Regions from separate parts of the Mus musculus genome. Here region 2 is linked to region 1. A link is a loop called in an ENCODE intact Hi-C map of the cell type or tissue named here. Cell type or tissue: left cerebral cortex. All regions are shown on one strand. Links, peaks and the distances in the headings refer to the core of each region. The heading gives the core; the rest is flanking DNA.

Region 1 (5,650 bases), core at 1,721-4,220:
CAAGCTGAGAGACACTAGCCTTTTCGGGAGAGCTCCGGGTCTGGCTGAGAAACCTGTGTCTGGTATGAAAGAGCAGCTGGGATGATTCCTGATATCAACCTCCAGCCTCCGCATGCACCCATGCAAGCCTGAGTCCACCACACACATGCAAACATGCATATACACACATGTGCACCAGACACATGCACATGAATATTAGATAAATTAAATCAAAAGCAGACCTCCTGGGACCCGCATCCCAAGGATAATTAATCAGCATTGCCCTAAATTGCAGCCGTGGGTGTGAACCGCTCGCACACTGTTGGTGTGGACCACTTGCACAGACATGTGAAACACTCAATGGTCTGTTTGAAACCCATATCCCATCACCACTAGCAGCCTAACCCTGCCCTGCTACCCTTTGGTCCAGTGGAACGATCATGCCTCCTACAAACATGCATTCTGCTGACAGGAAAGTAAATCACACACGTGTGTCGAATGTCCCGCCTAAGTCAGATCATCTATGAAAGAGCTGATTGTTATAATCTCATTTTGAGTGTGTTAGAAAACAACACGCAGAATCCACATATGTACGATAAGGTTGGAATAAAAATGGGGATTTCAACAAACTCCCATCCGGAGGTTTTAACGAATAAGAGAAAAATAAAAAGACCTTTTGCAAGAGGGAAAAAAATGAACAACATTGGTTTTGTTACAGTTTAAGAGGAACCTACCCAAAATCACAGAACTGAACAGCTAATCCCTGTTGACACAGCAGAGTGGACTGAGTCTGGGCTTCAGGGCCTTTGATTTCTACTCACAGCCATTAGCATCGGTCTGACTGCTGAAATCCTGCAGGCAGGAAGCCAGAGGCGGTCAGGAGAGCTGAGCCCAAGTTGGCTGTATTCTGGGTTCTCTGTGAGGCCCCAGGGAAGATAAATGAACCCTCAGCCTCTCTCCCTACACCGACCGACCGCTGCCTTCCTGCAGACTCCAGATCTCCTTCTGAGAGATGCAATCTGAAGTCTCAGCCATATAATAAGGGTGAATTTCTGACTGGTCCCAATTCCACAACTCTCACAAAGAAAGTAAAATCTGCCCAAAGTTTCTAACTTCAGATAACCTTCTAGGTTATCTGAAGAGCCGGAAAGATGGCCCCACAAGGACAAAGGCCCCAAGGGTCTGGCACCCTCCACGGCCCATGTGGATACCTGCATATGCAGATGCACATACACAAACAAAGATAAAATAAAAATCTTTTAAAAAGAAAAGTCCACTTGAACTCATAATTTAATTTTTTCTCACTAATGTTCCTTAAAATTTGCAAATTTCCTTTTTCCTTCATAGACCACGCATTGGGGGAAAATACTGGTTGCTACCTACACAAATTCCCAAAAATAATGTCCAGTATGTTACTTTTGTAGTAGTAGTAGGAATAGTTGTTGTTGTTGTTGCATTAATTGCTGAATCATCATAAAAATATTTTTAAGTGATGTGGGACAAGTTTTTCTAGTGAGGAGGACTGAGTTGCTTCCCTCCACTTCATTATTTGTCCGTATTACATAATACTTAATTTTCTCTCTTCAGGAGCATAATGAGATACAGACAGACAGACAGCAAATGTCCTTGCTGGAATTAGTGTGCACACTCATCAGTTATGTGCAGCCGATCAACATCTGCTTTCTAGTACAGAGCGGCCAAAGCTTCTCTCACGCAGACTCACGGATCCTTCAGAGCAACTGAATTTCAGGCAATGGCATTGCACAGCACGTGACTTGTCTCCAGTGAAGCACAGCGCCAGACACTGCAGGAGTTACATAACCACAGGCTGCTGCTGGCAGAGCCGCCTCAGTGGCTCAGCCGTCCGTGTCTCCTCCAACCACACCCTGCAGCTCTGATATGCAGTGTACACATGTGTTGTCATGTGCCTGGGGACTTTCTTGGCAGTGAACACAAGACACGGTTTCCTGCCTACCAGTAGGGAGAGGTCTTTTTTAAAAGTGATCACACTGTATACAGATCATATCAGGACAGAAGTCACCACAAGCCACAGCAAAAGCAGGTGTCAAATGTACACTGTACAACTCTCCCCCTGCCCTTTCAAATAAACTTTTAGATTGTGGCTACATTGGGATAATTTATTTAAGATGTTATAGTAAGTATAACCAATTGTCAATCATAAGTGTTTCTCCAAATGTGAGCCCCAAGGAACAACTAACTCCAGACACACATGGTTTGTTCCCAGCGCTTGGACAGAACACGCACTATCATGAGATATCATGAGTATATCTAGTTTCCTGGTGATGCTACTCTGTTAACGCTGAGCTCACATGAGTGTGGTGAATGTGACTGAGCATCTACGCACCCCCAGGCCTTCTCTTATGCTAATGCTGGGCCCTAGTGAAAAAGCACTGAATGCCAAATGGACACCTATCCTTTTCTGTATTCGAATTCTCATTCTAAAAAAAAAGTCTATCTACATACAAAGATCCTGAACCCAGGTATAAAGCAATCAATGTGTGCCTGCTATTTTCAAAAACAAGAGCTTGGCAGGCAACCTGCGATGGTATGAACTTGACACATGAAGAGAAAGCAGAGACTACCCACAAACACACAGAAGAAGTGACAAACATGTGTTTTTCAGGATTCCAAGATGCACCTATGTCTTTATTAAATACCAAAGTAATACCGAAGGAAGCGATTTAATATTACAGTAGCTAAAATTAAACAGGGGAAGAGTTGTTTAAAATAACACCAATGACTAGAATTCTGAATAAAACCTGAACTAGATTTAGGTAGAAACAGTTTTGATCTCACCTGGCTTGAATATTTAAAATTATATAGTGAGAATTCAAAGTATCAATGAGAAGAAATGAAAACATTTATATAATTTAAAGGTTTGTACTCAGCTACTCCAAGAGACATCATTTATGGAACAGTGACGCCTACTGGTAACTTGTGATATTGCATCTCAATTGTAGCCCTGCTCTATGGTCTGCCCACTGACATCTAAGGAGGCAGGGAGGCCATATACACAGGTGTTGAAGTTGGAGCAACCAAAATATGTTATAGACACTCAGAAGTATGTCACAAATAATGCTATTAGTTTGTGCAAATAATTTATGCTTAAAAAATGAATCCAGGCCTGACAAGATAGGCAAGTAAGCCTGGTTCAAACCTAAGCTTAATCCAGCCTCACTCACAAAGTTGTCCTCCTCCACAGCACCCACTATAGTAAGTGATTTTCAAAAGATTTCAATGTAAATATTGCTACCAGGAGGTGAGCCATGAAGACAGGGACCAGCAAGAGAGCAGCATCCTCAAGTCCCTATGGCCTGCCCATCACCAAAGCTTTCCAAAGCCCAGGTCTCCACGCCCTCTCTTCTATACCTTCTGTCTGATACATTTTAGTTTGGGTTTTATGACAGACATACAAAGTTATCCTTGATCAGATATATCTCAAATACATCTCAGAAGTTCCGGTCTGGACAGCTACAGTCCTCTTCCACGGACCTCACTGTCTTGGGTATTGCTCACCAACGTCATCACATCAGGTACACCTCAAAGAGTGAGCCAGCTCTCATCAAAACCCCCAAGCCAGTAAGTTCAGGGATGAATTCCACTCTCACAGCCTTGACTATCATACCTTGGGAAGATAGTTTGAACTCTCCAAATCTATACTCCAGGATGACAGAAACAAGCCTCCATACCTCACAAACAGGAAACTCAACACACGGCAAACTGTATCCTGAGCATGGTGTGTGCATACGTTTGCCTGTGCTCCATCCTAGGCAGTGATCCCCATCTTCTAGGATATTTCTCTTTCCGTGACCCTAAGGCCTATAAGACTTACTTCTTAAAATTAGCTCTTCTCATGGGCCTGGAAAAACGGCTCAGTGGTTAACAGCACTGGCTACTCTTGCTCAGGAGCCTGGGTTCAACTCTCAGCTCCCACGGGGTGGCTGGGTACCCTCTGTAACTCCAGTTCCCAGGATGCCATGCCCTCTTTAGGACTCTACAGGTACTGCATACACATGGTACATATACACGCATACAAGCAAGACACCTCTATACATAAAGCAATAAGAATTAAGTCTTCAAAGTGTCATTTCTCTCTCCATTCCTGAGCCATTCATGGGACACAATTTATACCTAGTTAGACCAGTATAACCCTGCCAGACCCAGAACCCAGCTTCTGAGTCCATCGCTGTCAACATTCCTGCTGGGATTCATCATCCATGAATCAGGAGTCTTGGCTCCCATTGCAGTACCAAACAGTCTCCAGCTCCTTGCTCTCCGCCTCATGCAGACTGCTCTGTCCTCTTTCTCATCATAGAATCTACATTCTTCATTGGCTTAGGTGAGTCCAGGACACTTTGTATACATTGCAGTCAAAGAAACGCACGGGGTTCTTAGTCTCATAAAAGTCACTGTCATTGAGGAAACACATAACTACAAGAACAGAAGTGATCCAGAAGGGACATCCTCTGAAACTCGCTAAGACAGACAGTAAGTGAGGAGCTGTGTCTGATAGGCTCACCCTGAGAGGCACTGGATGTGACTCTAAAGAAGCAACCAGGCACACGGACTACAATAGGAACAGCATTCCAGGCAAAAGGAACAGACAATGTAAAAAGCACCAATGAAGAAAGAGAGAGGACATGTGACCACGGGACAGTCACACAGGAGAGAGAGGCTGGGATGCTCGACGGAATGCTGGGCCCTATGGAATCTGGTAAGAAATGTGAATTCCTCTTGACCAGTAACAGAAAACCCTTGTGGGGCACTAAAAGGCACATGACATGAGTTAAGACATGCTGTACAACCTTTACAGAAAGAGCAGACTGACATTCACAAACGTGGGGACAGAGGAATTGGGAGGTCATGTGCCTTGCCTCCTCTCAGTTGCTGACATGAAACTCCACCCGCCAAAAGCCACTTACAGAAGAAATGGTTTATTTCAGCTTCCAGACCACTATCCATCATAGAGGGAAGTCAGAGCAGAAACTCAAGGAGAAGTTTGAGTCACAATCCATCGGGAGAATTCTGATAGATGGCTTGCACCCAGGGTCATGCCTAGGTAGCTTTCTTACATAGCCCAGTATCACCGCCTAGAGAATGGTGCTGCCCACAGTGGGCTGGACCCTCACATCAGCTAATAATCAAGATAGTCATCCATAGATGTGAAAGCTCTCCCTCAGTAATTCAAGTCTGGTGAGTCAAGCCTAACAATAGACGCCAAAAGGCTGCAAAGTTGGCTCAGCCATTAGGAACATTGGCTACTCTCCCATAGAAAACCTGTGTTTGGTTCTCAGCACCCATATCAGTGGCTCACAACCACCTGTGACTCTGGGTCTAGCGCCCTCAACTGTCCTGTGCAGGCATTTGCACTCACAGCACAAACCAACACAGAGAAACACATGCACACATGCACACACATTAATGATAAAATCTAATCTTAAAAAAAAAAAATCTTGGCTGCCCCAAACCAGTGTGGAACATCTGTTCCTGACTAACCAATCTGCTTCCCAGCCCTGTTCCAACATAAATCACCTAGTGGGTGGTACAGTCTTAAATTTGAATTTGGTCTCCACTGGAAGTCACGTGGCATGCATCCTGCACGGGTGTGCAGACTCCTTTTGCCTCCATAGTCAGTGCCTCCTGGTGCCTC
Region 2 (5,650 bases), core at 1,802-4,301, 910 kb before region 1:
CACAAAACAAGCCAGTACAATGTTCTTAACTCTAATTTTTATAGCGTCAGAAATTATAAGTCTAAAACGGTGAGACGGCTCAGCTGATAAAGATGCCTGCTATCAGGCTTGATGGACTGAGTTCAACACCTGTGACCCACTGGGTGGAAGGAGAGAAAAGACTCCCAAGTTGACCTCTGACCTCCACCTGGGTGCCACGGGCACACATGTGACCCACCTTTCTCAGTAAATATAATGAAAAAAATATTTTTAAACATACAACCACACAAGCACATACACAGCCGTGCGTGGTTCAGAACACAGGCCCACCACTGTTTATGAAGCAGACTACCTATTTTTAAGAATATTTTTGGACACCATGCTATACGATAGCAAAAGTCTGGTCTGCATTTCTTCTGGCAGCTTGCCTTCTTCTGGGGGAGGCATATTTGGAAATGGATTCTGGTTTTTGATTCTTACATTTTGAGAGTAGTCCTGGTATTAAGGAAATAATATGGCTATTTCCCATTTCTGCCATATCATCAGGGTGTTTGGTGGAAGTCTCTGTCATATTTTCCAGTCTGTCTGGGAGCATACAATATTCACAATTCATTTTGTTGAAGAGGAGATTCTGTTTAATGCCAATAAATATGCATGACTGTTTGGAGAGAGGAGTGTCAAGATGTGAGAGCAGATAGAACTCTGGAGACAATTCAGGACGGTGGCATGTGGGTGCCATGTCCCCGACCTCATCTACACACATGTCAAGGCTGAGAAGGAGCCTGGACGCCGTCTCTTTGAAAATCCATCACCGCAACATTTTCAAAGGCAGATTAGAAACAGATGGAAAAAACAGTTTATTTTATTTGGAAAATCGGATTCCCTTCTGGGAGACCTAGGGCAACAAACATCAGGATCTGGCTCTGCTCACATTTCCTGGCTCACTCTGAGACTGGAATATACGGTTAAGGATGGTTCAAGAAAATATGTGTGTGTGTGTGTAAAGAGAGAGAGACAGACAGGCCGACAGAGACAGACACACACAGACAGCAACAGAGAGACAGACAGGCACACGCACACATACACACACACACACACACAAACACACACACACACACAAACACACACACACACAGAGAGACAGAGAGAGAGAGAGAGAGACAGACAGACAGAGAGAAAGAGACAGACAGACAGACTGACAGAGACAGACAGCGACAGAGAGACAGACAGGCACACACATACATACACACACACACACACACACACAGAGACAGAGCGAGAGACAGACAGACAGACAGACCGACAGAGACAGACAGACAGCGACAGAGAGACAGACAGGCACACACACACACACACAGAGAGAGAGAGAGAGAGAGAGAGAGAGGGAGAGAGAGAGGGAGAGAGAGAGAGAGAACCACCTGGAGTCAGAAGGCATGGGATTCTCTGGATTAGGAGTTACAGGCAGTTGTGAGCCACACAAAGTTGGTGCCAGGAACCAAACTCAGGTCCCCTGGAAGAGCAGCGACCAGTCTTAATGGCGGAACCATCTTTTCAGCCCTAGACCTTTTCTGATCTGGTCACACCATGGTGAGCAAACAAGAAACATGATTCTTGTGTCCCTCTAATCAGGACTTTGGGCTGTAGCTAATGCCTTCCGTGGTTTAGACCTAACTTAGGATCTTGTGATTCATTTAACTGTCATGTCTCTCGAGTCTCCCCTCCTGTGGTTCAACTCTAGCCTTCCTTTCTCTTTGATGACCTTGGCATTTTGGAAAGGACAAGCCAATTATTTTGCAGACTCTCTTTCACTTCGTGTCAGAAGTTTCCTCATGGTTAGATTCAGTTTATGTGTTTTGGCAAAAATGCCTCATAAAGAATGCGTTCTTCTTAGGGTATCGGTCTAGAATGTGAGTGGAACCTGTCTGTCCAAGCACTAAGGACATTCTCTTTGATTGCTAGACGGTGTGTTGCTTAATAACTTTTGCTCCTATAAAGTACAATTTTCAGGAGTTTCTTTAGGGCCAGGGCTTGAAGATGATTCTAGACCAAGGATGTCCCCCTGTAGTGAAAGAGTGTCCAATTCTGTCCAACATGACAGCCAGTGAGTGACACGTTTTGGGCACTTATGACAAAGGGTGCTATTGAAGACATCAAAGGGGGTACAGTCGGAATGTCAGAATGCTCATAAAACAGCCTGTATGTACCAACATCTCCTAAAACAGACAAGTACTGTGCTTTGGATCTTTGGACCAGGGGCTTAGGGCAGAGAACCATGTTCAGAGCTGAAGCCTCAGAGCTCATGGCCCAGCGGTTGCCTGGCGTTAGAGTGGCGCCCGGGAAGCCACCTCCCATCTTTATTTCAGAAGTAGCTGCTCTAGAAGCTCTAGGCAGAGCCAGGGTTAGCGCGACTTCATTCTGTAACCCGGGCTGTAGCCTGTTGTGATGACTGCTTTTTGCGGGGGTGGGGGTCGGGGGAGGGGAGCGTCTGAATCATTCTAAGAAAATGGGGCTTGGTTTGTTCGATGAGTTGGGGCCAGGTGAGATCCTGCAAGAACACTGTGTTGTTCTTGGAAGTGATTAAGGTTGAAGCACAAGTTCGGGGAGAACGATTGTATCCCTCATAAAAGTGGATTCTGTTCGTTTTAAGGTACACAATAGAAGCTGTGGCCCAGACTCGCCCCAAAGGCAGCCTCGAGGGCATTTACACGCACAGATGGGCATGCACTCAGGAGAGCCACTAAGGAAAGCTGACGTTGAAACGCCCACGTCTTAAGCTATCTGCTGTGAACCTCTGCAAAGATTCATTTTTTTTCTTGCCAAATATAGCATTCAGTTACCAAGTGGAATTGTAAAAGTTTACGTTTTCATGAAAATTCCGGTAATGTTTTTTCCCTCCTCCACCAACGTCTTCTCAGTTCACCACTAGAGGGCACTGTTGGCAGTGAGATCAACAGGAAGGAAGCAGAAAATTGTCTAGTGTTTCTTTGTTGTGTGTGTTTTAAATAACTTTAAATTACTTCCTTTCCGTCAGTAAATAAAAACGGAAATTTAAAAGCTACTCTACTTACAGTTTATATGGACTTGTGTTTCCACTCACCTCAGATACATACAAACCTTGAGTGTACTCCATTAACAAAATAAATAAATCATTGTAAAATGTAGTTCCAATTTCTCCCAAATGCTTCCTTTCCCCAGGCACCTCGCACACTCCTGTACATCCTGTTTGGAATGTTTCCCGCACTTGGAAACGCCTTAGTTGGTTTTTTTTTTTTGTTTGTTTGTTTGTTTTGTTTTGTTTTGTTTTAATTTCTGAGCCGGTTAAACAATTTTACTTTCCCAATCACACTTTCCTGTCATTTGCTTCCAGACCCCAGAGCAGCGAGGGATCTTTCTGGTATCTAGCTTAAGCTATTTATTTCCCGTGTACCATATATACATATTCTGCACGCACACACATGCACAGGAAAGCACATTCCATGTCTCCATTTAGAGGTTACAGAGGTGGCAAGCGTGTCTGCATTCTGAGGGCGCATCCAAAGCTGCTGTCTAGCCATAAGCTTCATGCTTTTGAGGAAAACCTCAACGATGACTCCAGGGGCAATCTCTGCCTCCTTTCAGTGAATGCTGGGCCGTGTCACCATCCTTCAGGCTCACACATTAGCCCCGTAGCAGGCTCTAACACAGGCTCACACAGGTTCTGCTTGGATTTAGTTCTAGGAATTGGCCTGAGGACTGGAGGGAGACTGCTGGTTGGTCTATCGGCCACAGGTAGGGAACGACTTCTGTAGAATCTTCCAGAACAGTGGAAGTGCTGGTGCTTACTAGATTTCCTACGTTACTTTCTGTTACTGCGATAGCACCCTGACTAAGTCAACCTGAGGCTGGAGCTGAAGCGGAGGCCATGCAGGAGCGCTGCCACTGGCTGCTCACTGGCTCACATTCAGCTACCTTTCTGACCTGGATGGACTGCCTGCCTAGAGATGGTGCCGCCCACAGTGGGCGGGGCCTTCCTCCAACAACTAGCAATCAAGAAAATGCCCTGCAAACACTCCCACAGGCCAATCTGATGGAGGCGATTTCTCAACTGAAGCTCCCTTCCCCCAGCCTCTCTAAGTTTGTGTCAGGTTGGCAGGTGAAGCTATGACATTAGGTAGGGACACAGAAGCCACAGGAAACTGCAGAGTCAGCATCCATCCAGGCCCCCTCCCCCAATCAGGGCTGTCATTGTCCCTCACACTTGCTCTGCAGCAAACTCACATGGCCCTGGAGTTCTGAGTCCCTTAGATCTCGTGCCCGACTCACAACTCCTCTCGCTGCCTTTCCACTACAGGCAAAATGAGCGCCCTGTGAGTGAGCAGTGGTGTCGTCTGGAACTCCAGCTTTGCAATACACCGCAACAACAGCTCACCACTCACGGTGGTTCAGGGCAAAACTTAGCAGCGGCTGCTTCTGCTACCCCAGGGCATCTTTTCCTGTATGCCCGGATTGCCATCTCTGCCACCACAATCTCCTCCAGTGGATTACTTTCTCAAGTTGCTACTGGACCTGCAACTGTAAAGTCCAAGTTGCCAAGGCCTTCCAGGACTTAGCTGCAGCCTATCTAGTAACCAGGATGCCATTAGCTTCCCCTACACGATGGCACTGGAGCCAATCCCAAGTCTCCACGAGGCTGTGTGTTCCTCCAACCACCTGTTAGCCAGATCCCTCCTCTCAGCTGAGGATGGCAAGATGGCATTAAATAGGCTAATATTTGTATGAGAGTAAGCCATCACTGTAAGAAACGAGGGTCAATGAATATTTTGGGCCAAAGGTAAAACTGTTTTAAACATCACGGACCACGTGTGTACCGCCCACCCAGCATTTAAAAACTCAAAGTGAAGCTGAGTTCATGCGGTCGGCCGCAGACTAGATTTCGTTCCTGTGAGCTTTAGTTTGTCAGCCTTTGAATGAGAGGTAAGAGGGGAGATCTGTGGGAGGCTGGAAAAAGCTCCAGAGTCCACCCGGGCTTGAATACACGAGGGACAGAGCGAGGGAAGTTTCTGGAAGCATGCTTGATCATCTGTGAAGGCCTGAGGAAGGCTGTCAGGGAGTGCTCGAGCCCAGACCAGCTGTCGTTTTGACAGCTCTGGAGAACAGGATTGTGATCCTTTCGAATAAATACGTGTCCACCTTCCTTCATCAGAGCAGGGCTTCGAATGTTTTCTGTTCATGACCCTTTCTTGTCTGAGAAACTTTTGCTACCCTGTGTGTATAAGCAGATGTAACAGGTACGTAAGTCAAATGTTTACTTAGGGTAAAAGCCTTCAGGTTTCGGAAACAATTCTTTGATACATACGTGATTTTACTGTTCATTACAGACAGAACCGTTTGCACATCACTGGATGTGTGTGTTGGTTTAATTCAATGTGGTTTGATACGCGCTGCGGTAGGAAGCATGGGAAGTCTTTTTTTTCCCCATAATTAGACTATTGTGCTTCCATAAGAGAAAGCTTCGAATAGACCGTCAAACACAACGGTTTGTAACATATAATAGTTTTAAATCTGAGGTGTGTCCTTGGTGAAGCGTTCGTTAGCCGTGTGGTGTGCAGCACAAAGTGTAACTGTTGTATGTTATCGACTGAGAAGTCCTGGTTCTGTGAAGGCTGAGCAGCCAAGTCTCAATGACTGTGGG

Evidence for each region. A loop is a pair of places that touch in the nucleus more often than their neighbours do. Peaks named below come from ENCODE experiments on the same cell type or tissue, not always from the same donor. Only the 100,000 strongest peaks of a DNase experiment are listed, where the experiment ranks them.
Region 2: it touches region 1 in a loop (2.7-fold over the local background); 7 of 42 quality-filtered maps call a loop at or near these places.

The regions. Positions count from the first base shown.
Region 1 is chr6:146,269,511-146,275,160 of GRCm38, forward strand. The region is part of intron 37 of Itpr2 (inositol 1,4,5-triphosphate receptor 2); the gene reads right to left. Among named protein-coding and RNA genes, the nearest start is that of Gm35596, 53 kb to the left of the region's middle. In left cerebral cortex, for the core only: CTCF peaks have their summits at 2,925 and 3,969; DNase peaks (open chromatin) are centred at 1,786 and 2,936; H3K27ac peaks cover 207 bases.
Region 2 is chr6:145,357,340-145,362,989 of GRCm38, forward strand. No RefSeq gene overlaps it. Among named protein-coding and RNA genes, the nearest start is that of Gm38926, 12 kb to the left of the region's middle. In left cerebral cortex, for the core only: a CTCF peak has its summit at 2,903 (motif pointing right); a DNase peak (open chromatin) is centred at 2,868.